Regions from separate parts of the Homo sapiens genome. Here all the other regions are linked to region 1. The links are chromatin loops, found by intact Hi-C in ENCODE. Cell type or tissue: GM12878. All regions are shown on one strand. Each heading gives the region's core, and the rest is flanking DNA. Links, peaks and the distances in the headings are about the cores only. Region 1 overlaps LINC02789 (long intergenic non-protein coding RNA 2789). Region 2 overlaps LINC02789 (long intergenic non-protein coding RNA 2789). Region 3 overlaps LINC02789 (long intergenic non-protein coding RNA 2789). Region 4 overlaps LINC02789 (long intergenic non-protein coding RNA 2789). Region 5 has its middle 64 kb from the start of LINC01222. Region 6 overlaps LINC01221 (long intergenic non-protein coding RNA 1221).

Region 1 (5,396 bases), core at 861-4,860:
GGTGGGAGGATCACTTGAGCCCAGGAGTTTAAGACCAGCCTAGGCAAAATGGTGAAACCACATCTCTACTAAAAATACAAAAATTAGCTGGGTGTGGTGGCATGTGCCTGTAAACCCAGCTACTTGGGAGGCTGAGGCACAAGAATCATTTGAATTTAGGAGGTGGAGGTTGCAGTGAGCCAAGATCACGACACTACACTCCAGCCTATGTGAGACTGCAAGACTCTGTCTCAAAAAAAAAAATATATATATATACATACCATGTATTGGACAAAGGTAGATCATAAGCAAAGTGATTTGGAATAAGCAAATATTTATTAAGTGTCTTTTCCATGAGAGTCAATATATTAGGCGTCAGACAAACTAAGGCACTGACAAAGAAAGGACGGCATAGCTGAGAAGGCTATAGCTGAAGCAAGACTAGCAGGATCTGGGTAGCTACTGGAGATGGAGGTAAAAAGAATCAGATGACTCAGAGGTTCTCATATTAGTAACTGGGAAAAGGATCATGCCATTGGCATAAACATAAAACCAGGAGGACAAGCAGGTTTGAATTCTGTTCTGAAAGTGAAGAGTAGAAGATGTCAGAAGGGCAGCCAGCAGGCCTTGGAAATCAGGCTCTGAGCTTGGGAGTGAGGTCAAGAGTAGCAATTCACACTCGACACTTATACCCAGAGCAGTGTCATTTGAAGCTGTGAAGATGTGATCACTAAGGGAAGAGAGAACTGGAAGATAAGGCCAAAGTCAGAACATTTGGGAGCCCCTATACTAAAGGGGACAAGAGGAATAACAAAAAGTGAAAAAGAAAAAATATAAAGGTCATATCAGAAACATTTTTATAGGAGATATCTTAGCATACCCCTTCAGAACTCTTTTCCTCAGACTTACACAAACCAAATTGGATTCAATAAACCAATTTTAACAGATATGTTAAACACATGATATATACCAATTAAACATTCTGTAATTATTAAATAATAAAATATGTTTATGTAAATCTAACACATATCTTTATGACAAATAATAGGTGCTTTCCCCGATAGTTTTCTTAGGTCATTGTTTAATTACCTTTCACTGTTTCTTGGAATATGATGCCAGCTTATTTTCATTATCATCACTGGAAAATTTGGGAAAGTAGGAAAAAAAGAAAAAATCTATCTTACTATTTAATAGTTTGTGATACAATATATTAATAATTGAACGATAATTTTACTGTTACTCCAAGTAATCCTAGAATCTGATAGACAGGAAATCAGGGAAGTAAAATAACTCAAATATGCTTTAAAGACATGTTAAGTAACTTTTCCCCTTTCCTGCTTATATTTGTGCCAAATAAGTAAAACCAATATAATTGGAGAAGAATGGGAGGTGATGCTGCATTTATTAATAGAATGGTCACCAGCATGACTCCTCCAATGACTGAAATAATAAAATATATCACAAAAATTGAAAGGGAATACAAATTCTAACAAGATTGGTATAAATTTTGCATTAAGAGCCTCAGAGGTCAAGGATGAGGGCTTCAGAAAAGATTTTTCATTTTTTAAATATAAAAAGTCTTGTAAATCTTCAACAATCATATTCTTTAGATTTGAAGGTAGAAGTCAGATAAGTCCAGTCCATAGGATTCAGCAGCGTATAGAGATAGAGCAAGGAGAGAAAGATTGTCTGGACTTGTCTCTTATGAGGAGCAGCACTGCAATAAAGGGAATAACTAGGGATTTTAACTTAATGAGGTGACAGGATTGAGAAATGTTTTTTCTTTCTTTTTTTTTTTTTAACATTGCAATTTTCAAAGTGTTTGTTGATTTAATGTCTGACAAGGGATGGAGCAAATGTGATAATGAGAGTGATATCCACAGAGAATTACATGCCCTCCTTTATTTCTCCCAGCCTCCCTGAGGTTAGGTTTGAGCCACATGACTAGTTCTAGCCAATGGACTGTAAGTGCAAATGATGTGTGTCAATTCAAGAGTGGATTTTCCAAGATCTCTTTTCCACACGAGGGCAAATTTGAAGTCTCATGTTGCTATGGTTGAATCACAAAGTGGAAAGCCCCTGGATTCCCAAGCTACCAGACATATTACCTATCTATTGCTGTGTAACAAACTACTCCCAAACAGATGTTTATCATCTTACAGATTTTGTGGGTTAAGAACCGTAGCATAGTTTACCTAGGGGCCTGTGGCTCAAATTCTTGCATAAGGTTACTGCAAAGCTGTTTTCTGGGACTCTAGTCTCCTCCGAAGGCTCAACTGTGGTGAGGGAGTACCTACCTCCAAGCTCACTTAGGTTTGCTGGCAGGCCTTGGTCCCTTGCAACCAGTACCTCTCTACAGGATTCCCTTCTAACACAGCAGGTGACTTTCCTTGAAGTAAGTGATTCAGGAGAAAGTGTGAAAGTGTTCTCAAGATGAAAACCACAGTCATTTTATAACCTACTACTGGAAGTGCAACCTATTATTTCTGAGTATTTAATCATTAGCAGTGAGTCAATAAGTCCAGTCCATATCCAAGAATACAAGATGAGTCAAGGAGATATAGAGGGGATGAATACAAGGAGTCAGGGATGACTGTAGGGCCATCCTTAAGGCTACCCCAACACACCAAATGAAGGAGAATACCCACTAACGGAACTTTGCAGGAGTACAAACAAAATCTTTTGTTTTATGCTATAGAGATTTTTGAGGTTGTTCTTTTAGTATAGCCTCATCTCTCATGACTAATAAAAGCTCTAGTAGGAGACAGAATGGAATTGAACCATAAAAAGCTAACCATAAAAGTAGATGAAGATGATAGGGCATAATAAAACATCAAAAATGTATTCAAATAGTATGTTCATAACAGACTTCAAAAAACAATTTGGTATAGTACTTTAGACATGACTATGTGTACCTTTCATTTTTAAGCCTATTCTTATATGATTTCAAATACCATTAGTACTCCTAAATGATGTCAGTGTGATAGAATCTTTTTTTGTGGTGATTATCTAAGGCTGCCTGTATGCATGACTGTTAAAACATGCCTAGAGACTTTACAAACAGATGGTTCTTTGGATCTTCCCACAGACTGTCAGCATGAAAGTGCAACTAACAGCTTTCTGTGATCTTCTATACCTCTACTTCCTCCTTTTAGTTACCAAAATTGATTTTAATTTTTTTCTCACACCTCAAGTTTAGATAATCTAAAGTAGGTCACTCTGTAGCATCTAAAACACTCCCAGTAGCTCTGTTCAGAGTGTGAAGTCAGACACTTTTAAAGCATTCAAAGTGAAAGCCAGCACTGGGAAGAGAAACATAAAATGTGTTCAAGTGGTTCTCTAACAAAACAAGATACAATCTAGTTCCTTTAATACAGTAAAATATGATAATAATTTTCAATGTTATTTCCATAAAGCTTGGGATAGACATTGGGTCTTGTCATGACAAAAAGTCTTAGCATTGTCCTCTTGTTGGTTAGCTCCTTTCCTGCTCCTTTCATATTTGCAAGTGCTGGGACATGAGCTCAGTTTCCAAAAGACCTACCAAAGAGGTATATTGGGTTGAATGGTGTCTCCCCAGAATTTACTAGAACCTGTGTGAATTTACCCTTTATGGAAATAGGCTCTTTGTAGATGTAACCAAGTTAATACGAGGGCATGCTGGATTCGGGTGGGCCCTAAATACAATACGAATGATGTCCTTACAAATAGAAAAATGCTGACGCAGAAACACAGATACAGAGGGAAGGAGCCAGAGATTGGAGTGATATATCTATAATCCAAAAAATGCCAAGGATTGCCATCAACTATCAAAAGGTAGGAGAGAGACATGGGGCAGGTTCTCCCTCAGAGCCTCCAAAGGGAACTAACACTGATAACACCTTAACTGCAGACTTCTAGACTCCAGGACTGAGAGAATACATTTCTATTGTTTTAAGCCACCCAGTTTATGTTAACTTGTTTCAGCAGCCCTAGAAAACTGATACAAGAGGAGAGGAAGAGACTCATGCTTGGGCAAGTGTGGCCACCCTGCCTCACCCTAGTACTAAACTCAGTCCCAGCCTCTGCTCTGGCTCTAGCCCAGCCTCAGATCCAGCCCCAGCCTATGCTTCATTTCTAGCTCTTCCTCCAGCTCTATCTCTATTTCCAGCTCCACCCCAGCCTCAGCCCCAGTCCCAAGGGCCAGCATTATATCTTATGCTCCTCCCTGATTCAGATGGTTGGCAGGAAGAGTAGTGAGAGAAAAGCTCCAGTCCCAGTCCTTCATCTCTAAAGTTCCCTGGAGCTTTAAAAGCAAGTTAGTTGTTCTTTGGAAAGTCCAATCAGTTAGAGCTTCAAAACCACACTACATAAACAAATTCCCTGCTTTCAAAAGATCTATAACATCTTTCCTTACTTCTTTTCCTATTTCTTGTCTTTACTTTTACTATTGTTCCTTCTTTCCCTTCAGAAAAATCCTTCTTCATTGCATCTTTTATGTTAAGGTTAAAGTCAAGAGATTATGACTCTTAGAAGAAATCATAGAAGTAAATTTTCATGACTGTGGGTTCAGCAATAGTTTCTTAATTATGAGACCAAAAATACAAGTGAAAAAAGGAAAGAGTAGATATATTGGGCTTCATCAAAATGAAAAACTTTTTGCTGCAAACTATACCATCAAGAAAGTGAAACAACAATCCACAGAATGGGAAAAAATATTTGCAAATCACATATCTGATAAGGAACTTGTATTCAGAACATGAAAAGAATCTTTACCTCTCAGTAATAAAAAGGACAACTAAGTCAAGTGAAAATGAGCAAAATATTTGAATACATGTTTTTCCAGAGAAGGTATACAAGTGACCAATGATATCATAAAAAGTTGCTCAATATCATTGGACAGGATGGAAGTACAAATCAAAATCTCAGTAACAGAACTTTTCACACTCAATAGAATGGCTGCAATAAAAAGGGCGGACAAGAACAGTGTCGGCAAGGATATGCAGAAATCAGAACCCTTGTACATAGCAGTGGGAATGTAAAAAAGTACAGGCATTTTGGAAAACAGTCTGACATTTCGTTGAAATGTTAGCCATAGAGTTATCACATGACCCAAAAATTCCTCTTACAAGTGTATATCCAAGAGAAATAAAAACAATGTCCATGTAAAACATACACATAAATATTCATATTGACATTATTAATGACAGTCAAAAAATGTAAATCATCCACATGTCTTATCAACTGAGGAATGGATATATAACTGATGTCTATATCCATACAATTGAAAATTTGTAATCGATAAAAAGAAATAAGAATCAAGTGCTGTGCATGCTAAAACATGAACGGCCCTTAAAAATAATCATATGATGTGAAAGCCAGTCACAAAAGACTACATATTGTATGATTCAGTTTATGTGAAATGTCCGGAATAGCTA
Region 2 (5,396 bases), core at 715-4,714, 53 kb after region 1:
AGGGCTTCACCCTCATGACCTAATTACCTCCCAAAGTCCCCACCTCCTAAACCATCACATTGGCAGTTAGGGCTTCAACATGTGAATTAGGGGACACAAACATTCAGTTCACGATAGTACTAGACCAATTTATGCACATTTTCGTATTTATTTCTTCCCAGAAATCTATGAAATAGATATTATTATTACCATTTCACAAACGAGGAAACTGGGGCTCAGAGACTCTATGAAACATGTGAAAGTTTATAAAAATGATGAGTAATAGAGAAGTGATTCAGGTCTTTCTGCCCCTCAAACATCTGTTCTTTCTACTATTCAGCATTCCTGTCTTTTAATTTGGGAAATAAAATTTTTTGTTCCAGCCTAAACAATTATCAGCACCAGTTGATAGACAGGGACCATTTAGAAAAAGAACTAAAAGTTCCCATGCAGCCTCTAAAATTATGCCAAATATTTGGCCCAACACCTGCCACTATTGGGAACAATAGCTCAGAAATTCCAGACTTGACTAGGGAAGTTTCTCCAGGATGCTGAGAGGATCCACTTCACTCAGGAATATTACCATTTTTATGTTTCAATCTGACATTTCAGTATCCAAGGATAGGTGCCTCATTGATCCCACTTTTATCACTAGAAGTTCACAGCTCAGAGTGGGAAAGGACCTTATTTAACTCCTCAACAAATGAAGCTGATGGAATTCAATGAGGTAAAGTGACTTTCCTAAAGTCATACAGCTAAGAAGGGGCAAACATAAGACCAGGAAGGTCCATTATATCAGTGTATGTAGAAATTCTCTATTATTATCTATTAATATGAGACATTCTTGAAACAGAAAATAAAACAACCATCAATTGAATTTTAAAATTTTAATCATTCTTTCAATATTTAAAAGTTTAAGGGGTAAAAATGCTGTATTGATGAAGATCAAGGGCTGTAATATTGAAAAACTTCAATTAGACATGTTTGGGATATCTTGAGTCTTACCTGAACAGAATCTTGAAGGAAAACAAGACATGAATAGGGAAAACAAAAACAAAACAAAACAAAAATTCTATGATCCCAAATGTCATTCCATTGTCCATGGTGGCAACGTTAATTATGACCCTCTTTTACTGCCTAATGTGACTTCTGAATTCTCAACACAGCACTCCAGGCAACCACCAGTAAGAGAAGTGACTTGACATGCAAAATGAAATCTATTTTCAGAATTGAGCTACCAGCAAGAGCAAACAGATCAAAAAGACATCAACATGGTCAAATGTGGGCCATTCAAGGGACAGTAAGTCAATTAGACTGCCTGAGTATAGTTCACAAATAGCACAGTGTGAAATTAACATAAGGGAGGCCTTGACAAAAAGTTTAATTGAATTCTCTCCTTTAATAATGTCTTTGCCATATTTCAAGTCATCTTTCCTAAAATATTGTAAAATATTTTTGAAAATGTTTGAATTCCTGAGCCATTAGCCTTTTTTCTCTTGGTGAAGATTTAGTTTCATCTTTCCCTCTACTTGTTGAATGTGGCAGTTCTAACCATTAGAACATGTGCTGAGTGATTTGGGCGGCTCTTCGAATCACTTACAAATTGAAGCACTCAAACAAGTTTACATCAGTTTATTCTTCAGTGTCTGCACATGCCCAGATGTCTGAACACAAGAGAAGAACTCTTTAAAAAAAAAAAAAAGAGTATTTTCAGCAGCCTCAAATTTCTATGCATTATACATTCCTGGAACCCTGATAACGTCCAAATTGAAGCACTCTGGGAAGTTTAGAGAGCTTGTATAATTTTAAATTGTCCTATACATGGCTCAGACCTCATGTACTTCACAAATTGAAGAACCTTTCAATTTTGAACATTTCAATAATTTTAAATCAAGGCATGCGCATCTAGATTTAATTTTTACTTGCATTTTAACTTACGTCACATAGACCAACTGAAAAATAAATCATTATTCTGATATATTTCTAGAAACTCACTTCCATTTTCAAAGAGATTTTTAGTGTGTTTCTCTTTGCTGTTTGTGATTAAATCAACATAGCAAAAGCATCACAGGCTGAAGAGGTATGTTTACTACACTTGACTATGTTTGCTGCACTTGAATTTGAAAATGCCAATACAACAATGTGCCTTACTCTAAAAAATTAAAGCCGTGTTACCATTAAGGCTGACATTTGGCTACTACACTGAGTATCACAACTAGTAAGATTTGACTACAAAAGAAAACTTAGCTCTTTTCTTAAAATAAGCTAGCTATGATAACGAGAGCTAGACAGTGGGAAAATTTGAGCTTGTGAGGCCCTAAAGAGTTTTTATTTTCAAAGGTACAAATTATTGAATTTAGAATAAGAAGGAACCTCTGTGGCTACTCAAGTCTGCAGAGTTATATTACATGACTGAATGAATGAATAAAAGCTCTGTACATTATAATTTGGAATGCACTGAATTAGCAAACCTCCCACACCCCCAACCCCCCAAAAAGTAAAGATGTTTAAAGTAAAAGCAAAAGAGTCTGCCATCAGATCTCACAGAATAACTCCGTGGGAATTCCCCACATGAAAGATTACAGGATATGACCTAAGGATATATCACCCTACACAGTCATAAATTAAATTTACTGTAAGAACCACACAAACAGAGAAAAAAAGAATCACAGAGCCGTACAATAAAAGCCAGCCTAAAATTAAGGGTATTGATCATTTGCCTAAGAAGTGAGAGCACAAAACCATAGAGTGATTAATGGTATTATTATTAGAGGAGCTCACCCAACCTCCTATGTTCCCAACAGAAAATTGATACTGTTTTAAATGTTTTGCCACTGTAATTTTTTAATATGTCAGCCAAATGTTTTATCTAATTGCTAAAACACAATCAGGAATAATTTTTAATTCAGTGTTAAGTATTCATTTGAAATAAATGATTGCTTATGTTTCATGTGCAGTGGAAGGAAAACCCACAATTCATCTAATTCTGAATTTTTCTGGTTGCTTTTCTCTTACATAAAATTTCTAGACAATATAGTCGCATTTTCCCTAAGTAAACATGAGTAAATCAAGCCCAGAGCCCATTCTCCAAACTGAGAAGATTGGAAAATGTAATTTCCCACCCTGAGCTCTCAGATGAATAGCCACGAGTACTTCTTAGCAGCTGGGACAAGGAGAAAAAAAAGATACATGGAAAGTATACCTCTGTTTTTAAATAAAAGTAAAGACTTGATTTTAAGTAGAGGTTAGGGTCAGGCCAGGTCAGACATTTGATTCCCTGGGTCAGGCCTCTTCAGTCTGTGACCTACCAAGAGAGGCATCATGTTCTAACTCTTCTCTGACAAAAGCAGCAAAAACAAGGCATTTTAATACAATCTGGACTAATTAGGCTTCCAAGTTAGAATAAAAGAACATTTTTTTTAAAAAAGACATAGAGCCTTTCTTATTTTATGGCAACTAAAAAGAGTATTGTGATCAAATAATGGCATATGTGAAAAGTGGCAAGAGGCAAATTATCCTGTTTTCCAAATTTCAGGAAAATCATTTTTCCAAACTAATAGGATTACCCATCACAAAGAATGTTTGAAACTGCTATTTTATATGGCAACAAATCCAACCATAGAAAAAAGAAAACAGAATGAACAGCCTCAAGAAAGAAACATAATGGAAAAGGCTCATGGGGGCTTGTATTTGGCCTATTATTTACAAGCGAAAAATTCCTTTGTTAGCTGTGAACAGACTTTATGGCAAAACCCCATAGACCAGTCTCAGACCAAGCAAAATCCCTTATAATTGCCAAAATTTGATTTATGTAAACTTAGGAGATCCTGGTCTCTGCCTCACTATTTGCAGGAAAAATGTTTCTGTGAACATGATGAATAGAAATTATGCATAATTGATTAGCGAATGAAAATTCCAGCGTAAGACGTAAGATGCATGCATCCTCATTTTGAAATTTGAGAATTTCATGCTGTGGAATTTCTTTTGTGCCTTTGAGGCATTTTTAACATATATGATTTCAAGAAATATTTTTTCTTATTACAATGGAATTACTATTATGCTAACTCTTTAATTTTTAGTAAAGGAAATTAGTCATATTATCACTGAATAAAATAATAAAAACATTTTAGAAAATACTCGAAACTACTGAAGGAATAACTTACATCCTACCATACATAAGCTTCTTTACATACAATGTCACTGCAATATTTTAAAGAAGTATCAAGAAGAAATTTAAAAGTTTATTTTTCTGGTTTTATTATTCCTTTTCATATGTAAGCTCTGGGTACATTATGAAAAGAAATTGGTTATTTTATTCCTTCTTTTGCCTGAGCTGGGCTACCATTGTTGCTAAACCTCTCAAAAAAAGTAAAACTTTATTCACTATGTGATCGTCTCCAACAAAAATTTTGGCATGGAGGGTCAACTTGTCATATTTCCTCTTCACATGGTTCAATTAAAAATACAGAAAGAGCCCACAATTCAATGAGATAATATGGACCCAAATTTTTTTCACACAGTACAGAATTGTTTATAAATATAGTTGATACAACATAGAAAGCAGACAGTGTAGTAATGATGCCTTTTCTGTAAAATGCATGCTTATTCTTGCATTTATATGTTGGGCATGGACAAGGATGTGTAAGTGGCTGCAGCAATTAAAAAAAAGTAGGAATAAAAAAAGAATACAAAAGAAAAGACAAAAAAAAAAAACACAAATATATATTTTTTTCCAGTGCTTGGTTAGTGGCAGTTTCTGTAACATCTGATAATTCTCTTGAGTCAATTGGTTATTTGGTTTTTTTTTTAACCTTATGGGGGTCATATTATTCTCTTAAGCACAGCATTAGGGAATTCCCCCCCCCCCGACAAAAAATGATAGGTTAAAGGAACATTTGGAAGACAAAAAGATAGGTCTGTGAAGGAGTGAACACTTATAAGAATCAAATGGAGAAATCAAAGTTGAATCCAAAAATTTCATGAATAGAAGATTGACATTAAAGCAAAAGAAAGACCTACAAGTATACCCTGAGGTGTAAGTAGTATAAGCAAAGTGTTACGTACATGTGTATTTACATTTTATTTATTTTTAAGATGGAGAGACTGAATCACATCTGAAAACCAATAAACAAATCAGTGCACAGAGGAGAAACTAGGTGAGGCCAGCTAGAAATCCAGAGAAACCTTTACTGGATTGTTCACAAGTACAGTGATCAAGACACAAATTTAGAGAAAGAGTGTGGGGATTCGTGAAATGTTGGTTCCTAGTTCAGCATTTCTCTTTTAGCTGTAGGGTAAAGGTTTTCAGGAACAGGGAGGAAAATGTCTGGCATCTTTTGGGAGATCCTCTCTAATAAAATCACCTTTGGGATTGTCCCTTGGGCCTACTGGAATATTATCTTCACATACTCCAGAGA
Region 3 (5,396 bases), core at 885-4,884, 70 kb after region 1:
AGGCTGTGTTACTCCAAGCTATTCATAATTAATATTTGACAGTGATTTCTTAGAAAAGGCACTTGTCTCAACTAATATACAACTTCATTTCCAAATTGTTGAGATGTGCCTAATCAACATTCAAACACTTCTTATTTTGATGGGATCTCCAAATGGTGTGGAGACAGGGCCCTATCTCCCACTCTGGAAATCAAATGAAAGGAGGTGGTTCTCTCTATCTATTCCCTGTTAATTAAAGGACAGGTATGTGGCTTAGGCTTTTGACCAAATCTTTAAATCTCAAGGGAAGGCTACATAGATGAAAAGACAGACAGACATTATTTATGTGACAGTGGTGAAATTGGGAGCAATAAGTCAGCATTAGTATAGTGGTGACACTGGATGGTTGACTTCTTGGGTGCCTAGCCTCAATTATTTCTAACACAATTTTCTGTAATGTGTTCTCTTGCCTTTCTATTGGTTATGCAAGGTACTATACATCATTTCAACTTTCTTTTTCTTTACTACTTCTGATAAGCAGCATTGGTTTCTGCCATTTGCAACCAAGAACCTTTACACGGAAAACAAAACTTTTTGGCTGAAGTTTATAGGATTAATTGTTTAAATGGGAAGTTACAATTTATAAAGGGTTTAATATCTAAACATTTGAGATTGCTTTAAACTACTAGCATTCTCATTTAATAATATTAATAATATATTATCAAGTAATAATTTTAAAAAATATTTTCACATAATATAAACTTGTGAGCAACTAAAGATTATAGAGCTTAGACTACATAATACACACAGCTTACTAATTTTTAAAGAAATTTCAAAAACAATAAAACTGTCATCATTCAGACACAAAATTATCTTTTTTCAAATCCATATTCTACCACTTAGTATACTGTGAGCTTGCAATATACAATTTGCCATCTCTCTGTAGTTGTGACTTAGGTATCTTTTAATTGTACCAGTGGGACTCACAGAACCTGGCTTTGAAATTAACAGCTGAAGATAACTCTTTGTAGTTTATCACTCCAAAACTCCCTGACATAATCCTTTTTGCTATAATTTGATTTTTTTCTCAAAAAGAAACTCTTCATTTTATTTCTGTTCATAATCTCACAAAGGATCCATCGCTACCCTCGCACCTGATGCAGACCCCTACCCCATCACCTTAAAAAATGCTGATTTCCTAAAGTTAAAATGAACACTTAGTTTCCAACTATGGCCATTCTCAACCCTGCCCATTTCTCCTCATTTGCCTGTATATTCACCTGCTCTGTGAACTTGACCATCTTTTGGCTCCCTCTCCAAAGGTAGTTCCCCAAGGGCACTTGGCCTGAATTTCTGCTTCATTATTTGGGTTCCATTCTTACTTCCTTGACTTACAACCTTCCTTGACTTACATAACCAGGCAGCTTTCCTATTCTCATTTGCATAGTAAATCTGCATAGCTTCCTGGCCCTACTTCCTTATTCTATCCCACAGCCACTCCAGAACCCACCAAAAACAACTTGCAAGAAACCACTGATTTGAATTTCAAGAGATCAAGTTTCCAAGCTCTGTCCTGCTCTCTGCAGTCCCTGTGTACCTTAGTTCCTGGGTTATTTGAGTAGTGTAAATGTTGACCGAGGCCAAACATTCCACCATTCTGAGGAAGGAAGGGGAACCACGTTCAGAAAGGGACAGGAGAGGAGAGATGGATAAAACCAGAGGTAGGGGCGTATGCACCCTGTAGTCCTAGCTCCTTGGGAGGCAGAGGTAAGATGCCTTGAGCCCAGGAGTTTGAGACACGCCTGGGCAAAACGGTCAGACATTGCTTACCCTGCCCCCAAAAAAGGCAAGGGTGTGATAGTAGGAATTAAGTTGGAGACAAAGGGATGATAGAGGGGCCCCTCTCACCTCAACACAAAACCAAAAGTGAGTCAGGGCTGAAAACCAGCTCCCCTTACAACACAAAGCCCTGCCCTGCCCACCTAGCTGTGGTGGTCCTCTGTTTGGAAACTAGTCCACTGGCTTGGTGAGCAGATCCTTGACTTCCTAAGCTCCAGCTTGGCTGACTCAGCTCTCTCCCTCAGCTCCTGCTCTGTGACTCCAGCACATGGCCCTTGTCCCCCAGGGCCTCCCCCTCTGCCCAGTTCTTCTAGTGGTCCCCTCAGAGCCTCTGGTCTCTGTTCTTTTGCATGTGGTACCCTTGGGTGGTGTCAGGATTGGGGTAGGAGACCAGGCTAGAAGGCTAGGTGGAAGGAGAGGAGGCTACTGTGGTGAGGACAAGGGCATCAAGCCCGTTCCCCTGCCAGGGCTTGTTGAGGCAGGAGAGGCCTGCAAAGGGTATACAAGGCAGAAGGTTAGAGAAGGTCAAAGGTGGGGAGGGGGAGAGGGAGAGGCATTGCCAGTGGCTGTGGTGGCCATGGGAATAGGTGGTGGGGGAATTGGGACATCAAAGTAAAAGTTTTCCATCTGTCCCAGCTCCTACTTCAGGAGGGAGGCCATGGCTTCCAGGTCATGTGGGAGCAGGGAAAATGGAGGGAGCCTAGCTGGGGTCACATGGGGGGCTCTAGAGCCCCCTGTAAAGTCAAGAGCCCAGTTATCTGGTCAGAGAAGTCATCACCTGTCAGGGCCTTCACCCTCCCCTCAGCCTGCTCTCCAGGGCTCCCGTGAGGATCTTACGAGGCCCAAAGGGGTAGAGGAGTAGAGGCCCGGGAGAGCACCTCATGGTCTAAGAGCTCGCCCAGGCCCTGTCCACAGCACCAGGAGTGGCATGGCTGCAGCACAGGCTCTGGGCACCTGTGGCAGTGGAGGAGGCAGCAGCACCATCTGGAGGAGGATCTGGGCATTGCTCAGATGTTGCAGACAGGCACCAAGGCGAAAGTGAAGGCTTCCATGGGGGCCGAGCAAAGGCAGCTGCGGCCTCTGCTGAAGAAAGAGGAAAGCCTGAGAGCCTTGAACATGGATCCTTCTCCTCCCGGCTTCCGGGTGAGAAAAAAGGACACCTGACGATGGGGAATCTTATTTGAGCTTTCCATTTCTGAATTTTGCCCAAATAGTCCATTAATCCTTTCTGCCAAATGTTGACTGTGTCCAGATCGGTATTAAGATTTTCCCAACAAACATCTTGTCCCCACTTCTGCTCATAGGGTACCACTATTTTCCCAGGACATTATGCATAAAACTTATTATAAAACTTTGCTCTCCCTACCCTCCACCTGGCATATAATCAGGGATCAAATTCTGTCAATCCTTCCTTCACAATCTTTCCCAAACTCATTTCCACTTATAAATTCCTTTCCTTTACCACTATCATAGTGTAAAATTAATACTTTATTACCTCTGATGTAGATCGTGGACAACTGTACATAGTTAAATAAATATGAATAGAATATCGACACAAAACATAAAGAGAGCTTGACATCTATCTCACCATGTCCTAAAGGAAATTAGAGAAATATGTGTTCCTATCTGCCTGACAAAAGGAAGACAAGGATAGGATGAAAAGAGGTGGCATTTAAGTCTGAAAAATGAGTATTTCAATTGCTTCTGCGTTTCCAGTTTCTGTTCTCTCCAAGTCATCCTCCAATCTGTGTCCTGGTCAATCTTTGCAACATACTGTTTTAACTTTGCAAAGTAAGCAAAAGGGCTAGAGTGATATTTTCTAGATGGTAAGTTAGGCATTTTTATTTGGGAACAATGCAGTCATTGTTAGAAATAAATAGACATGAGACAGTTATGTTGTGTGAAAAGAATGTCTGTGGCCGAGTGTGTTGGCTCACACCTGTAATCCCATAACTTTGGGAGGCCGAGGCCAGTGGATTGCCAGAGCTCAGGAGTTCCAGACCAGCCTGGGCCATGGTGAAACCCTGTCTCTATAATAAATAAATAAATAAATATTCATTTTAAAAAGGAATAAAAGAAAAGAATGTTTGCCAAGAAATCTAAATATTTGTGCACTAAGCCTGGATAACTGAAATTTCCTGGAGGGAATGTATATGTATAAGTTTTTAGAAAAATGATTAAATGAAGAAATGGTTGCAATGATGTTAAATGATCTAGATTTTTCTAATATGGAGTCAATTTTGGACAAACAGGTGAAATTGATTGTCATCTTCAGTGCCTAGAATTCTATTTGTTGCCATATTTGGTATGCCTTCTCGTACTCAGCCATCCAAAACCTTCACATTCTTCTATAACCCTTTTTCTAAACCTATTTTTGGGTGCTTTGGTCATACTGAGGAGTCAGTTACTGATACCCGCTCAGATTAGTGAAAATCTTCCCAGTAGAATTTATAGGTGAATACATATAAAATCTTTTATTAGTACTATCTTTGTATTCCTAGCAAAGTCCCTGATTTTCATTAAATGAATAGTGAACAAACAAGAATTTAAAAGTAAATGATTAAATTGAAGACATAAAGGAAAAAGAAACAAGGAAGACGAATAGAAAGAAAGACAAACTAAAGGGGAAAATAAGAGAGTTCAACACTGAAATTTCTGGTCCTAACCATTGGGTAAGGAAAGACAGCAGGGAGATACTGATGTCTTCAAATATCTAGTGAAATTATACCACATATGTGGTCATCAATTGTGTTGATGGTTGTCATACATAAGAGTAATATACTACATTATAATGAAGAATGCAGTGAGAAGTCCTATGTTTTCTAGTTCTTTAATATTTTTGTGTAAAGCACCCATATGTGAAATATTATGAAACAAATCATCACCTAAAATTAGATGCCATTATCATTCATGGTGATACATGTATGTGTATTCACCAATGATATATCTGTAAAAAAATACAATTGAAAGCAAATGACTGAATTTAATATCTAGACATTTTGTAACAGTTATAATGCTTACTATAAGTCTATAGAATTCTGGGGATGGGGGCAATCTTCTTTACTTAATCCCATCATTTAGAAAACACACTTGAAATGTAGAAACTTTTTCTGAAACTGAATGTATGTGACCATCGATAATAATATTGGAATAAAGTTGTATCTTTCTATCCATCTCATACTGCAAAGCCAACTATATAGTATGGAAAATTTTCCTCTCTTTTCTGACTTACATTCATCTAATGACTTGCCTAGATTGGAAAAGCTATCTTATTTTTTTAAGCTTCCCTCCTCATGTCTTATTCAGCATACATTTTGAGGACAGCTGGAGAAGCACATAATGAGTTACATTAATAACTGAAGATGAAGAATGATGGGCATTCTTAAAGGTAGGGGGAGAGAAAAACTGAGAACATGCAGATGTTTGTGTGCAGCCAGGAGTAAATTAGCAATGCATGTAGTGTATCTAAGATCAGAGATGAAGACGTCATGAAAAGGAAGCCTGTGAATATGATTCTCAGCACCATAGCAACACCTGACATGCTGGAATGCCATTACCTTGAAGCCACACGGCCTATC
Region 4 (5,396 bases), core at 658-4,657, 100 kb after region 1:
AAAGCCCAAGGTCAGACCCATTTTAGAGATGCTCATGGATTTCTGAAAATAAGGTCTAAAGCATCAAGATGGTACCAGAATAGCCTTGTAGGATGGGCTCCGTCCCTCCTAAGTTTACGTGGTTACCTTGCTGTCTGGAACCTGGTAGAGGGCAGGCCCAGGTGGCCAGTAGACATTAGCCACCCCACACCCCTTCTTTCTCCCTTCTTCACTCATCTAATGTTTGTCGGGCACCTTTATTTCTGGTGACTCCTAGTAAAAAGTTTTGCACAAAGAGTATCTGTGTGGTAATTTCTGTGCTGTTCTAAGTTTTCTTAGCAGAAAAGTTTCATAGCACTAATAGGTTCTTTTTAGCCTTTTATTGTTTTGAGATCTGGTTACCAAGTGGCTTTGGCAGCAAGAAATGCCTGCAATCCTAGCTCTCAAGTGGAACATTTGAAGTCGAGGTTAAAAGTTCTCAAATAGCATTGCCGATTGCTTAACCATATTCAAATACCTTGTCTAAGTTCAGATGACTTTGTTTGCCAAGCAATTTTTATAAATTAGTATTGCTTATCTCAGTACAAAGTTGTGACACGAACAGTGCTATTTCTTCTATTGTTTTATACCTCTTAGTTTTGATTCTCTAACAGGATTGTAAATGTCAAATGTCTGTGTCATCACAGGCCATGTCTTCTTCTTAGGATGATGTGAGGCACATAGTAGGCTCTCAATAAATGCATTTATTGATAGAATATGTTTCTAACATTTTAATCTCACTTACTAGTCCCGCTTACTTGTTTCTGCTCTTAATTGTACAACTAAATCTACATTTACATTGAAAATTCTTTGAAATATATTCCATATTTTTTTCTTTGGCAAAGTGATCACTTTAGTGGTAGACTTCAAAGTAGAATAATGAAGTACAGTACATATCTTCTAATCTAGTCATGCAATTATAGCATTTCTTACAGTATTAACACTCTATCACTAGAAAATCCTCAGGCAATAATGACTAATAAGGAAAGCATTTCCTGGCAACTAATGACCGGCATGGGGGCGCTTGCTCTTGACCCAAAGCCAGCAGCCCTCAGCCCAGCTGGCTACTGCCTAAACCGGACATGCCAGGCCTCCCTCTGAGGTTACTGTGTATTTATTTATAAACTGTTAGTATAGTGACAAGAAATTTAAAATGAGACAATGTTTAGGTGCTGTTCAGAGGAAAGTACCTGTGGGTAGATCATGATACTTTTTTAGTTGTAATTACATGACTCAGATTATTCTTCCTCTCTGTGGGTGACATAATATATATTCAACATTTAGGACTTAAACATTAAATAAAATCTGCTTTTGGAAGCACAGAGAAGGTATAGAGGTGATAACAATAATATAGCTAGCACTTATTGAGCCTTTATAAGATGCCAAGTTCTATGATAAGCACTTTACATGCATTAATTGATTTAATCTTCATAATGAATCTGCAAGGTAAGTAAGAAGAAACAGAGGCACAAATAGGAGAAAATAACATGCCCCAAATCCATAAGTAGTAAGCAGTAGAGCCTGGATTTAAGGCAAGGCCTCCAACTTGATGCCAACTGCTATTCTGTGTTATTACAGTTCCAATAGCAAAACAAAGCAAAAACATTTAAGCCATTATTAACAAATTGTAAAATACCAGAAGTCTTGTATGTACTACTCTATATTGTTTCTCTATAAGATGGCCTCAAATTTTTTCGATAGAAAAATATTTGGAAGTTACGAAGTGTTCTTCAGTTAACTTAGATAACATCCAACAAATAAGACAAAATAAATGTTTAAAAAAAATAAAAAGTACATTGTCAGTGAGACTATTATCAGAGTCCATGAAAATGTTGAAATATATTTTCATCTTATGATAATAATATTGCAAGAAACTTACAGTTAAAATTTTGTAAGTACCTGTATGAGTAAAGAGGAATGAGAATGCACAGAGAGAAAGTTTTTCTTTCCAGAAATATTTCCCTTACAGTCTGGAAACTTCCTTCACCTTTTTTTCTTACCACAACACTGTCCACTAATTGGCAATTTACTTTAGTTAACAAATTTCCATTTTTGAAACACAAGTGCCCCTGGAGAGTCAAGATAGCCTCCTCATTAGTTACTCACATCAAGGTAAAAATTATTTCAATGAGCTTTCTCTTAATATGTAGCTTAATGTTTAGCCCTGGGGTAATTTGAGTTGCAAAAGATAGTTGGAATGGTGAGTGGAGAGCTGAGTTATTTTGAAACAGGAGAATATGAGTCGTAAGAGCTATTGTAAGACCCCACCACAGGGAAGCCTCAAGCAAGAATTGGAACATACGTGGGAACCAAGAAATAGAGATTAGAGGGAGAGCTTATCACATTTGCAAATGCAAACATTGTGACCTACAAATGCATTTAGAAGCAAGGGCTTATCCCTTTTCCAGACTCTAAGCACTGGGAAACAGGTGATAGTGATACCACAGCACTAAGAATGTCTCCTCCTACTTGGCCTGGTGTTGCTGGGCCAAAGCCAAAGCCTGGATCCCTGCTCCCTCCAGGTCCATCTACAGTGCCCTCTGCCACCTGTCACCTGCTACAGCCCATCAGGTGTTCTCCGTCCAGCTGCTTTCAAGGTCCAAAGTAATTGGCAGCTGAGTTCAGTACCTGAGAAATTGTATTGCCTTTTCTCTGTGTCTGGGACTTATTTTATTGCATTAAAAAAATTTAACAGTCTTAACTTGGCTCAGAGGAGTCTAGAACTACAGCACAGGGAATTTTTTTTAATCTAATGGGGCATAGGGTATAATGCAAACATATTCAGTTCTCTGCACTTATGGTGCAGTCTAGCACAAAGAAGGACTAGCCTCCTGACATTAGCATTTTAGCTACAGGGCTGTCACTTGTTGGTTCTTAACCTTTACTCTGCTACTATAGACCTAATGGATGAGGGTCACATATGCATCATAGTATGCCTATGGGCATACTGAATTTAAAAATAAAAAAAAATCTGATGTTATCTGATTTATCTATTTTTGTTTTTATTGACTGTGCTTATGATGTCATATTCAGAAAATTATTTCCAAGGCAAATGTCAAGAAGGATCTCCCCTATGTTTTCTTCTAGTAATTTTACCATTTCAAGTTTTATGTTTAAATCTTTAATCCACGTTGAGTTAGTTTTTGTGCATGGTGATAGAGATCCAATTTCTTTCCTTTTTTTGTTGTTGGTGCTTTTGTTTTTTTGTTTGTTTGTTTTTTGCATGTGGGTGTCCAATTTTCCCAATACCATTTGTTGAAGAGAACATTTTTCCCCATTGTGTGTTCTTGCTACCCTTGCAGAACATTAGTTAAGGGTAAATGTGTGGGTTTATTTCTGGGTTCTGAATTCTGTTCCATTGGTTCACGTGACTGTTTTCTATGACAGTGCCATATTGTTTTGGTTACTGCAGCTTTGTAATTTATAATTTGAAGTCAGGAAATTTGATGCATCCATCTTTATTCTTGTTCAGGATTGCTTTGGCTATTCAAGATCTTTTATAGTTTCATTTGAACTTTCTGATATTTTCTACTTCTGGAAATAATGCTGATGGGATTCTGATAAAAAGATTTTGCACAGTAATAGAAATAATCAGCAAAATAAAGAGGCAATTTAAAGAATAGGAGAAAAATTTGTATACCATCTAACTAATGAGGAGTTAATATTCAAAATAGATTAGAAACTCATACATCTCCATACCAAAACTACAGATAACTGAGTTAAAAAATGGGCAGAGGATTTAAATAGGCAATTCTCAAAAGAAATCCAGATGGCCAACAGGCAAATGAGAAGGTGTTCAACATCTCTAATCATCAGAGAACTGTAAATCAAAACCACAATGAGGTATCACCTTACACCTGTTAGGATGGCTAGCATCAAAAAGACAAAAGAGGACATGTGTTGGTGAGGATGAGGCAAAAAGGAAGCCCTTGTACAATATTGATGGAAATGTAAAATAGTACACCCATTATGGAAAATAGTGTGGTAGTTCCTCAAAAGATTAAAAATAGAACTACCATATGATCTAGCAATCCCATTTCTGGGTGTAGATCTAAAAATAATTGAAAACATGATTGCAAAGAAATATCTGCGCTTTAATGTTTATTTAGCATTGACTAAGATATGAATACAGGTTCACTGTAGCATAAGACAAGATATAGAAACAATATAAATGTCCTATGATGGATGAATAATGTGGTATGTATTCATGTGTGTGTATGTGTATATATATATATATATATACACACACACATATATATACACACATACATATATATATACACACATACATATACATACACAATGAAATATTCTCTAGCTTTCTTTTTTTTGAGAGGGAGTCTTGCTCTGTCGCCCAGGCTGGAGTGCAGTTGCATGATCTCGGGTCACTGCACCCTCCACCTCCTGGGCTCAAGCGATGCTCCTGCCTCAGCCTTCCGAGTAGCTGGGACTATAGGCATGCGCCACCACACCCGGCTAATTTTTTGTATTTTTAGTGGAGATGGGATTTCACTGTGTTAGCCAGGATGGTCTTGATCTCCTGACCTTGTGATCCACCCACCTTGGCCTCCCAAAGTGCTGAGATTATAGGCGTGAGCCACTGTACCCTACCAGTCTAGTTTTTAAAAAGAAGGAACCTACCCATTTACAACAACATGAATGGAGCTGTATAGCTTTATGCTAAGTTAAATAAGCAACACACAAAAAGAGAAATACCACATGATCTCACTTATTTGAGGAATCTGAAATAGTCAAATTCACAGAAGCACAGAGTAGAATGGCGGTTGCCAGGGGCTGAGGGCAGGGGCAATGGGAGGATATTGGTCAAAGGATACAAAGTTTTAGTTATGCAGGATGAATACATTCTAGAGATCTAATGTACAGCATGGTAGCCATAGTTAAATAAGTATTAAATTTGCTATAAATTAAATAATAAAAATACTATGTTTTTACTTGAAATTTCCTAACATTATAAATCTTAAATTGTCTCACCACATATATACACACATTCACATACAGAAATGGTAACTATGTAGAAGTGAAATACGCTAATTGTCTGGAATTTAGTCATCATTTCACAATGTATGCAATAAATGCAATTTTTATACCTCCATGATATCTCAATAAAGCTGTTTTGAAAATGAAAAGCAAACAAACAAACCAAGTGATATAGTTTGGCTGTGTCCCCACCCAAGTCTCATCTTAAATTGTAGCTCCCAAAATTCCCATGTGTTGTGAGAAGGACCCGGTGGGAGGTAATTGAATCATGGGGGCTGGTCTTTCTCATGCTGTTCTCATGAAAGTGAGTAAGTTTCACAAGATCTGATGGTTTTATAGAGGCGAGTTTCCCTGCACAAACTCTCTCTTCTCTTTTTGCC
Region 5 (5,396 bases), core at 539-4,538, 91 kb before region 1:
ACTGAACATTTGGTATCACTAATTTTCTTGAGCGCATGTAATAGCCTTTTAAAAATATTTGCTAATAAAATGAAGTTCACTCCTCACTTAAATTTCAGCTTAAGCCACTCCCTCTTTTAAATATTACACAATTCATTCAATTTTATAGTCTTAAAATTATTTCTTATTCAATTTTCTGTCACTCTTAGCTCATAACATATTCATTTAAATGTAAAAAATTAGTTCTAACTTTATTTGATTACCTTTTAGGTAGTGATATTGAGTTGAACTAATTCTACATTTTTTAATATACCTAGTGATCTAGTGCTGCCTTTTGTTTATGGAATGTTGATCATTGTGATTTTTAAAATGATCATTATCTGGATCAGATGGCCTAAAACTAAAAGTATCCCCATTTAACCTTTCTTATTTGCCAAATCAGCAGAACTCAAATACATTGTCTTCATATAAACCAGATTTTCATTAGTGTTTACCTGTCAAATTTCCATCTATTTTTTGATACAAGACTCTTGCTCATTTCAATTATTTGTATGCTCAGAGGCCTCATCATTCTGTCTTTAACACCAGTCACACATTTTCCCTATTACATTGTAGAAATCTGAAAATAACCAACGCATGTTGCTGAGTTCTCAGATCAATTGCCTCCTTGTTTTGAATATTCAGTTTATGGTTAAACTGCTGCATTTCAATATCACATGCAAATAACCATTTTATCAACATTTAAAAATCCTCAGTGATTGACTCACGTCTCTTTTCATCACTTTACTGCAAGAAAGGAGTTGAGCATAAGTAACCTTCTTGCATTAACCTCAGTCACTATATCATGAAGACTTAAACAGAACTGAAATCTGCAATACAGGAAATAGATGATTAATTAAAGATAATTTCTGTCATTAATTAAGCCATTCTTTACATAGTGGCAGAAAACATGGTATTTTCCTGCCTCTTCATAACATTCATTATTTTCTGTTCTCTAGAATTTTTAGCTTTGAACTCTTCTTGTGCAAGTACAGGTGTGTGGATGATAAATGTAGAGTGATTCTGAACTTACCAATACAACTAGTCTAGGCGTCATCTTACTCCTCAGGATTAGAACTACTTGAAATCTGAGAAACACGTACAGCCTCCGTGGCTGGTTCATTTTGATTGCAGCCGAATTTTTCCCTCCTGCCCCTTCATCATTCTCACTCTAAGTGTGTGGTAGTCTCTGATGTCACTGAGATTTTGTCTTCTGAACACCAAATCAAGCCTTTGCACACTTTTCCATACTCTCAGATTGATTTTAAAACAAATATATGAAAAGGAAGTGAACCCAAGGCATCCAAAGTATTGGTGGTTTTCATTTCTTCCAACTACTATATTGTATTTCTTTTCCTTTTTTTTTTCACATAGTTACTTTGAGCTTGTACTTAGTGGACATTTTTCTAGACATCTCCTGGAAAAAGTTATTTGTTCATTATTTTAACATGTATAGATTCTCAATTCATTGCACTTTTCAAAATGAAGCTATACATTTGCTGTGAATTTTAAAACTTGTATGCATTTGACATTTCTTCCACAGTCTTTAAATTTTATAATCCGATTTTGAAACAAGCTCCAATTTTTGTTTATTATTTTGTGCATTGAAATAGATCATAACATTCCCTTTTAAATAGATTCAGAGAATAAGCCATTGCCACTCTATTGTTAATCTCCAGAATTCTTCTTCTCATATTTGATGACATACTTATGTAGAAAGCATGATGCAGCCCACAAAACATTTTAAATGGTTTCAGACTAGTGAGAAAATAAGATAATGGACAAATAAAAATAAAGAACCAGGAAGTAAGGGAGAATTTGTTAGTAGTAGTAAAATGAGTATTCAGACCAGAGAAAGAGTTTAGCTACCAAATTCTTATCCCTCTTGTCATTTTACCAACCTTTCTGAAACCCTTGAAAATGACTTTGTTTCAGGATTTTAGTTTATTCTTTAAAAAAGTCTATCCACATGTGTATGCAAGTCATGAGAAACAGCTTCACTATGACAGCCACCAGATGACTAAAACTACCCTTTATAATCTACTGAGATTCACTGTCTACAATCTCAAAGGCAAAATGTGGACATAACTCATAACCCTTTTCACTAACCACATTTTAATAATAGAAGCCTACAGCAATTAGTGGCACCAAATTAGTAGGAGGAATAACCAGAAAACAGTCAGCAAAGCATACCTAACAATTTCAAACCCACTCCCAAGCTATTTTTAAAATGTTTACAAGTAATAAGACTCCCAGTTTCACCACACTTGACAAAACTCAAGACTAAATGTTTCAATTTCCATTTACAAATAAGTATTAAGAGATAATAATATAGCAATGTTGTTAAATGGGTAAGATTTCAGGTAGATCTTCAATAAAAGCACTGGAGAATTTAACTAGGAGATAACTACCACTTTTAGGATTCTTTCATTTTAAGGGATACCATATGTAGCATCTATGTCTTGGGCCTGAGGACTGGTGCTTTTCTGAGGATGACACCAATAGTTAAGTTTTCTGAAAAGTCCTTGTTTATGTGTTCTAGAAAGTCATACCTTGAATTTTCATGTTTTTCCCTCAACATTCTGCCAACTATTTTCCAATTTCAAATTCAATCTCTCTTTGTAAATTTACATAGTCACTCTTTCCTTACCCTATGTCTTGGGAGTATCTTTGATTCATAATAATTCTAGTATCTCTTTTTTTTTGACATTTGAAGTCAACTTTCCTCTTTCATTTCTGATACTCATAGCTTTTGTTTTATGTTTCTTATATGATATTTATCTATCTGTCTATTACTTTGGGCAATTTGTTTAACCTTTCTGAGTTTTTTATTTGCTGAAAATCAGCTTAGTAATTAGATTAAAGGTATGACAACAATTAAGAGGCTAAATGACATAATGTACTGAAAAGCACCAAGCAGAAACTTGGATATGTATATTGCAAGCCAATCTATAGTTTCTGAGTTTCTTCTTTTCTCATTTTCTTTTATTTTTTCTTAATTAGAATATTCTCTTTTGCTACGCATAATTTAAATTTATTTTTTTACTTATACAAAACAGAATCATATCATTCCTGTTTTATATTTATCATATTTCTTTATATGTCTATGACATCATTGTTTTACCTCCAACAACCAGGAATTCCAAGACACTAGCGTATTTAAAACAGGCTTGATCATCATAGCCAGGGCTGGTCAGTGGCCACAGCCTCAGCTCCAACTGCTTCAAAAGGACTTTGTTAGAGCTGAGTGTGGCTGACCTCCCCTCTTCCCAGGGGAAAGGAGAATGTAAGGAGGTCTTCAATGTATACGTGGCATCATGGTCAAAGGCATTTTCAGTTTCCACTGTTCATACCTGGCCTCGAGTCCTACAGAATTCTGATCATTGCCAACTCAGTCCCTCAAGATTATCTCCTCCTGTCTTAGCAAATAGAGTCCCAGCTTCACTGACTGTAGCTGCTTGAGGAGAAAACAAGACCACGTCTTAGTTCCATAATAGATTAAAGGTTTTCATGAGCCATGCTGTGGCTGTGCAGTTCCCCTGGCTTTTTCTTTCACAAGAAACAAATCAATGTACTGTCTTCATTTGTTTAGTCCCAGAGTTTCCAAAGCTCTCTCTCAGGTAAGAAGAAGAGCTCAAGTGTTTTGTTTTTTTTTTTTTTTTTCCTCTCTAAGAAGACATCATCTTATCCCATTAGTTAAAGAATATTTGGTTTCATAGATTGAATCTAAAAATATGGATACTTACAAATATGAAACCTATTTATCCTGGTCAAATGATGGGATGCCATTGAAATTGAAGTGGTATTGTGTAAAGTTTGTGCTGGATAGTTGTTTTATTTATTTTATTTTGCATGCAGCTTCTGAGAAGTTTGAACAGTAGCAGTTTGTGATGTGGCAGTCACTCTTTCCAACAATACTAAGAATTAGTCTTTGTCCACACACACCAACTGCAATGCAGTCTCTGTTCTAGCACACACTGATGCTGTTGCCTATTTTCAGCTGGGTTGATGACTACATTCCAGACTCATGAAAACTAAGCACTGCTGTTATGGTACAAACCCTGGGTTTTCCTCTTGGCTGACACTAAAAATAACCCACCAAATTTGTAATTTTCAAGATAATTTTGGCTTTGGCTTTGTAAATGATGACATACATCTGGATTATGTCCTCTAACCTTGACATTGTTTCAAGTGTTATCTCTGAACACATCAGCTCTTAGTTTGTATTAAACAAATCCATATTAAATTATTTTAGTTTTGTATCTATGTGAAAAAATACAAGTGCAAATGTTTTGAAGATGATTCAGCATATATTTTCCCTAGTAATCATTTCATTTTTAAAATGTCCATATAAGTAGAATATATTAATTTACTAAGGTATAAAAAAATTTTAATGCAGTATTTTACTTCCAGCTACTTTTCTTCCACTTCAGACATAGAAAAAGAAAATATAGTTGAAAAGCAACTTATGACATTTTTCAAAGCTGCCAAGTTGTCGAACTTTGATTCTTGTGAGGTGCTAAGAATAAGCACAAGAGGGTGAAAAGTCTACCTATATCACTCTTGGGGCTCTGTGACAACTAGGAAAAGTGATTTCCACTCATTCCTCAGTCCCTGCCCCAGCAGGATGAAAGCATGTTGTTTTACAAGAAACATGCGCCTTTTCTTGAGTAGTAGGGAGACAGCTGATGCAATTGGAAGCTTTGCCATCTGTCCCTGTGACCACAGACTTTACACAGAAATGCTCCTACCAGGTCATGTATTTAGATTCTGTGGTCATGTATTTATACTATGTAATTAAAACTGCTGGGGAGAGAAAGGGTAGGCCAGACTGTGATGGTCTCTCCTTCAAGCCCTTACATAAAGTCTATTCCTGTTCTTGTTTGCCTGATGTTGATCCAGAACTTTTCAAGCTATCAATTTAGTGTAATAGATGCCTGTCATGACATTCACAAGGAAGGTCAAGCTACACACAAAATGATTTTCAAATTTTAACTTGGTAAGAATTTTTCATGAAGGATAGAATGCTGTATTCTGACTTAAGAAAAGATTTATTATTTACAGAGTGATCTTTAGCAAGACTTGGAATTTCCTCCTTCAGTGACTTTTGTCTCTCAGTCAGCTAGTGAAAGCACACAAAATGATCTTTCAACATTTTATCCAACGTTTAAATATTTTTATGGTGAGTATTTTGTAAAGGAATATAATGCTGTGAGTACATTTATCAGTGGTGTTTTTTTTCAAGTCTTATGGTGATAAACAAATCTGGGATGGGGATCATGACCCTCTGTTAGCAATGAACCTCATCACTAAGTCAGAGAGAGATTAGCTAGAAAACCTTAATGCTAAGATGAAGGGGAGAAGTGGGAACAAGAAAG
Region 6 (5,396 bases), core at 604-4,603, 130 kb before region 1:
AACAGAATTCTTTTAAAGATGTGGTCTACAGCATAAAGTATTATGTATTAGAAATATTGATTCATGTTTGTGAGTTCCCCTCCACAACTCTAATGAACAGATTATCCTAGATGTAAGATGATCTTTCAGTCCTGGTAGGGCTCTACAGTTGCCCTGAAATTACAGCTGTCTTAGGGAGAAATTTTCTTAATTGCTTTAATGTAAAATTATTTATATGTATTTATTTATTTTCTACTTAGAATATTTTAGTTTATTTTTTGCCTTAGGGAAATTTTAAAATCACAATAATGTCTAATGTTCATAAATAGAGATTTTTAGATGTGATGCACTCAAGAATTTCCTAGGCGCTGTCTTTAAGGTTAACATACCTATCTGGGGCTAGCATGGTTTAGGGTCTTGAAGGACTGCAATAGCACTAGTAAAAGGAGGAAAAGAAGATGTACTCTTTTGGACAGAGGAATTTTTTTTCTATCTTCTGTTCAAAGAATAAAAGCAAATATGAAGGCATATAAAATATTTGGAAAACACACTCTAAATTTGGTGTATTCAATAAAGTATAAAAAGGATAAAATAATAAAAGCTGTTTTGCCGAAGGTAATATGAGTATCTTGTAGCTCTTCTCTTAAAGAAGTGATTCTGAAATGTTTTAGCATTTACTTTATCAGAATAATAAACTCATCAGATGAATGCCCCTGCACCCACTTCATATATAACTGACCACTGCCTAAAGCCATGGACTTCCTAGCAGAAATCTCTCCCTGATGTTCTATCTCCTATCCCAAACCATTTCACAGTTTAGACAGGCAACTGAGGCAACTACACACAGATGTGATATATACCTCAAAAGTTTTGTAAGAAACTTTTATGGAGTTTCAGATGAGGGGAAGGCTTTGTCCTGTTGGAAGAATCTGAGAGTTCCATGCTGGAAATTTCATTTCAATTTGAACCAAGGAATGGACTACACTGGATCTCAATAGGAACAAGCTGGTTGAGCATATTCCAGACAAAGGACTAATGTGATCAAAAGATCAGAGAAAATAAATCTCTGACATGACTGGTGACCAGGTCAATTCATCAAACAGGTGGGTCAAGAAATAATGCCATTTGAAAAAAAAAAAACGTTAGAAAGTTGGTTGGGATTGCATTATAGATACCCCTGCATATCAGATTACATTTTGAAAGATTTTTGCTCTTCATAAAGGAAACTGTGGCAAATATTCAAAGAAATTTGTGATCTTATTAGAGCTGCATTAAGAAGATTAATATGATTAAATTCATAGGATGGAACAAGAAGAGAAACTAGAGGTGGGCAGAGAGAGGCAAAAGCCCAAACTAGGGTGGGGACATTGAGAATGGAAAGGAAGTGACATATTGTGAAAGAAAAAACACAATTTGTGGTTACTTAAATGTACAGAAAAACAGCATAAGCAGATTCTTAATCAACAATTTGCCAATATTTGTTTTACATATTAATAGAGCCGAAGGGTGTTTTCATAGTTTTAGGAGGTGCTTCAAGAGATCTGTGCCATATCCTTCTCTGGAATGTTCACAGTGTTAACACATCAAAGTCTATGAGAACACCTGTGTAAAGATACCAACTTAACTTTATTTCAGCAAGAAATTATCCAATTTATTCCAGTAGATATTGGCATGTCTGTAGTTGTATGTGGAACACCTATTCACAGTCTAAAAACCTAGTATTCTTTAGTACACACTTTCTGGTGCTTAGAGCAATAACAAACATTAGCTGTCAGTTCTGCCTTTTGTTGAGACAGAGCCATACTTTCTTGTCATTTTTATTCCACACATGTCATTGCTTATCAGTGTGTGCTTATTGAGGGGAGGGGTAATTTTGAGCCATAACATAATTTATGTTATTGAATCATCAAATATTTTGAACTAGAAAATGTTCTAATCTAGCATCACTCAGTTAAAACTCTATTTGAAAATATCTTGGAAACATATAACAGAATGAAAACCATAAGAACAAAGACCATAAATCCAGAAAATAAAAATGAATGAAAAGATCAAGATATAATATACAAATGACAGTTAAACTTTTATAATTCCTTAATTTATGAAAAATAATTCAAATACATTTAGTATTTTACAAATGAGCAGGTAAAATAATTATGATTTTTAAAGGCTATATTAAGATATTATTTCTTTATAAGAAATGTAGACATAATACTTATAATTTGTTTCTGCAGTTAATAATTAACATGGGTCTTTTTTTAGATGAAAAATCTTGAACATGTAAAGAAAAGTCTTGACATTATTTATTGTATTAGAATAAAGTACTAGAATTCTCTCATTCCTTATTAAAAAATTAAGCCTATGTTACCATGTTTGTCAATCTCATTTGATTTTCTATTCTTAGGTCTAAAGTTTCTAATAACAATTTAATGCATTTATCAGTAAAACACATGCTTAGAATCCAAATGTATTAAAATTTTTGCTAAAGTAAGCAAAATAGACAAATAATGAAATGTTTTTACTTTGATTTTTAGAAAAAAGGTAAAGAATTTTATTCTCTAAGAGAGCAAAACAAATTATCTTATGGTGACACTAAGACAGAAAAGAGTTTGTTTTCATTTCTGGTATTCTTTGCCAATGTTTGACAGTTGAATTTTTTTTCCAGATGAGAATTGTGCATCAATGTTCAAGTCCCAAGAGACGTTATCAGTCTGAACAGCCCAGTGAACAAGTATTTGTGACTCTCCTTCCAAATGAAATGTTCTACAGAAAGGTGGAAGTGGTAAGAAACCGTTGAAACAGTGGTTAAGAAGGTAGGTCTTTGTGGTACTGATGGGAAATAGTCGTTAGGGGAAAGCTGCTTCACCACACAGGAAACAGAAAAACTCTTGAATGCATCTTGTCCAGCTGTGGCAGAAGAATTTACATAGATAACATTTTAAAACCAGAGAGTTTGTACTCAACTGGTGACCAAGAAACGGAGAGATGAAGGGCTGCAGGCAGAGAGTAGAAGGGAAATATTTTAAAGTTACAAGACTTACAAGCTGTGCATTTTGCAAATCACATAGCTACTTATCTTCTCAGAAAAGATGTTTAAAATAGAGACCTACACTTTATCATATTGAAAACCAAGCAATCTCAATGAAGGTTTTTAAAAAAATGTTTACCAAACCAAAAGAAACTCAAGGAAGCATTTTATAAGCTAACAGAGCTATTATTGAATGCCTTAAAATGGAAATATTTTTATTGTCTAATTATAGATATTGAAAAAGGTAGTAAGTATAAATATTCATAATAAATATTAAAATAGTAACAACAAAGTTTGCCACTTTTTCTCACTTAAGAGGAACTGATTTGGTTTTGTGATTTCACTTAATTATAATGAAAATTCTATAAGCTCAGAACTGCCATCCACATATTATAGATGAGCAAACAGACTCACAAAGATTGAGGCTTTTGACCAAGCTCCTAGGGCTTAGGCTTTGAACTCAGATGTGATGGAGTCTGAAGCTTGTGCTTGTTAAACATTATTGTGCAACTCCCATCATAATAATTTGAACAGTAACAAAAATAAGTACATTCTGTGTTTGGTTCGTTCTCTCTTTTTTTAAGTTATTTTATTCTTCTTCCAGCATGTCATATATATTATTCTCCATATAAGGAAATATAAGAATATATTCATCCTTATATAAAATGTTGGAAATGCTCTCTTGGAAAGGTTTCTTTGTGGCTTCTGGTTTTGTTCATTACTTTGCTTTTAATGATCATTATTATTATTCTTTCACAATATTGTAACATACTACCAGAGTCATTTTATTGTAAACACTTTGAAAAACATACTTCAACAATAATATTGTGGCTATAACTCAAATTCTCACCCACACGGAAAAATTGTGTGTTTTTGCTATAAAATATACGTGGTAAAAAGAAGTGTGAAGTAGAAAATGACAACAAAGTTGCAATAAATTCATTAAAAGCATAATTCATTGGTCTTTCATTCTATTCTATTCATCTAGTGAATTTATCAGATTTTAAGTGGTTTCTTAAAGCACTTAAAGTAATTTCTTCAAGCAATCTAGATACTATTACTGGGGAAAAACATCTCAAAGGCAAACACTCTTAGTATATCAATCGCTAACTTGAGACCATGTCACATAAAATAGTTGATGTGCATATTCTTTACTTCTTTTTGCCTATTTCATGGGATCGCGTTTGCTAGGTACCCAGTCTAGCAAGAAAGCCCAGTTGACATTTCACCTTCTAATCAATATCTAAGCAAACATTTTGAACACTATCTTCTTTCTTCTCCTTCTTTCCCCGGTCTAAGTACTTCAGGCAGGTGCTATCTGATTTGTACGTGTTTTAGCCATCATTATACCTTTCATTTACATGAAGCCTAGTTCATTTCACATCTGAGGCCTCTTCCAGTTCACATAACTCTCCCAATTACTTCTTGAAAATATGAAGAGTCAATCTCTCTTTCCTTTTTTAAAGTACTTAGAAAACTTCTTCATTTCCTAAATGTTTGGGTGTCATGTTCTAATTGAATTTTCATCAGGCTACAAGATAATTTAAAATGCTACTTTACTGATTTTCTATTTAGGTTAAATACTACTTTCTAATAACATATTTCTGTGTGCTTTACAAGCATGCACAATTCATGCATGATGCTTGTTTAGTCTCTCCCAGAGCTAAGGCAGGCCAAAGAATGATTTAGATATATCCTCTGGGAGACAAACTTTTATGTAGCAGGATGGCTATATTGTAAACATTTAAGACTTGTCTGAAACTCTCTACAACGTCCATATTCACATTGTCACACTGTCCTTTAATACAGCTCTTTTGGATTTTTAAATATAGTAGATTCCTAGGATTAAAGCAATTAAAATGGGAGCAACCACTTGTAGGAATCTAGTCCAATCCTCTTATTTTATAGCTAAGGAAAGTAAGACTCAGCACCATAAACGTATTGAAGATTGGCTCAAGGATCAGGTTGTTTTCTGATTTCCAATATTGTGTACTTATTCTAGTATAATTACTAGCAATTGATTTTTACTCAGTAAGACATTAGGCCCAGGGTCCCAGACCAGATAAAAAAAATAAATGATCAAAATAGCTTGAACCATTTTGGCCTAAATATTTCTGGTTTAGAGAAAAATATGGTATCAATGGATTTTATGAGGCCTGAGATGCAATATTTGAATGTCCTCATGATCACTGATTCACTCACTTTTAGATTTTGAATGTCATTTTAATGGCTTTTAAAGATGATCATATTATTTTGGTCCAGTTGGATCATTAAGGCATTTTTTTCTAAAGTAAACCACATAAAATCACTAAAATGGAATAAATCTAAGTTACAAGGAGGACTAAGACACAACCATGAATGAGTAAATCTAAATTCTATGATTAATGACTTT

What was found. A loop is a pair of places that touch in the nucleus more often than their neighbours do. Peaks named below come from ENCODE experiments on the same cell type or tissue, not always from the same donor. Only the 100,000 strongest peaks of a DNase experiment are listed, where the experiment ranks them.
Region 2: it touches region 1 in a loop (4-fold over the local background); 4 of 110 quality-filtered maps call a loop at or near these places.
Region 3: a loop joins it to region 1, with 5 times the contacts of the local background. A loop is called at or near these places in 3 of 110 quality-filtered maps.
Region 4: a loop joins it to region 1, with 2.2 times the contacts of the local background. A loop is called at or near these places in 2 of 110 quality-filtered maps.
Region 5: a loop joins it to region 1, with 2.6 times the contacts of the local background. A loop is called at or near these places in 3 of 110 quality-filtered maps.
Region 6: a loop joins it to region 1, with 4 times the contacts of the local background. A loop is called at or near these places in 2 of 110 quality-filtered maps.

What each region holds. Positions count from the first base shown.
Region 1 is chr1:199,170,436-199,175,831 of GRCh38, forward strand. The region is part of intron 3 of LINC02789 (long intergenic non-protein coding RNA 2789); the gene reads left to right. All of the region lies in intron 1 of LOC107985243 (a long non-coding RNA gene), which reads right to left. Among named protein-coding and RNA genes, the nearest start is that of LINC02789, 25 kb to the left of the region's middle. RefSeq lists an enhancer at 3,111-3,160. In GM12878, for the core only: no CTCF peak of the experiment used is centred there; DNase peaks (open chromatin) are centred at 2,415 and 3,126; H3K27ac peaks cover 2,740 bases.
Region 2 is chr1:199,223,833-199,229,228 of GRCh38, forward strand. The region is part of intron 3 of LINC02789 (long intergenic non-protein coding RNA 2789); the gene reads left to right. Among named protein-coding and RNA genes, the nearest start is that of LINC02789, 78 kb to the left of the region's middle. In GM12878, for the core only: no CTCF peak of the experiment used is centred there; a DNase peak (open chromatin) is centred at 2,518; H3K27ac peaks cover 779 bases.
Region 3 is chr1:199,240,841-199,246,236 of GRCh38, forward strand. All of the region lies in intron 3 of LINC02789 (long intergenic non-protein coding RNA 2789), which reads left to right. Among named protein-coding and RNA genes, the nearest start is that of LINC02789, 95 kb to the left of the region's middle. RefSeq lists enhancers at 2,574-2,673, 2,714-2,823, 2,844-2,933. In GM12878, for the core only: a CTCF peak has its summit at 2,796 (motif pointing left); DNase peaks (open chromatin) are centred at 1,500 and 2,831.
Region 4 is chr1:199,271,788-199,277,183 of GRCh38, forward strand. All of the region lies in intron 3 of LINC02789 (long intergenic non-protein coding RNA 2789), which reads left to right. Among named protein-coding and RNA genes, the nearest start is that of LINC02789, 130 kb to the left of the region's middle. RefSeq lists an enhancer at 488-1,687. In GM12878, for the core only: no CTCF peak of the experiment used is centred there; DNase peaks (open chromatin) are centred at 1,104 and 2,254.
Region 5 is chr1:199,079,777-199,085,172 of GRCh38, forward strand. No RefSeq gene overlaps it. Among named protein-coding and RNA genes, the nearest start is that of LINC01222, 64 kb to the left of the region's middle. In GM12878, for the core only: no CTCF peak of the experiment used is centred there; a DNase peak (open chromatin) is centred at 2,185; H3K27ac peaks cover 491 bases.
Region 6 is chr1:199,038,915-199,044,310 of GRCh38, forward strand. LINC01221 (long intergenic non-protein coding RNA 1221) reads left to right here. Exons shown (of 3, transcript NR_126351.1): 2 at 2,642-2,758. Among named protein-coding and RNA genes, the nearest start is that of LINC01222, 23 kb to the left of the region's middle. In GM12878, for the core only: no CTCF peak of the experiment used is centred there; a DNase peak (open chromatin) is centred at 2,817.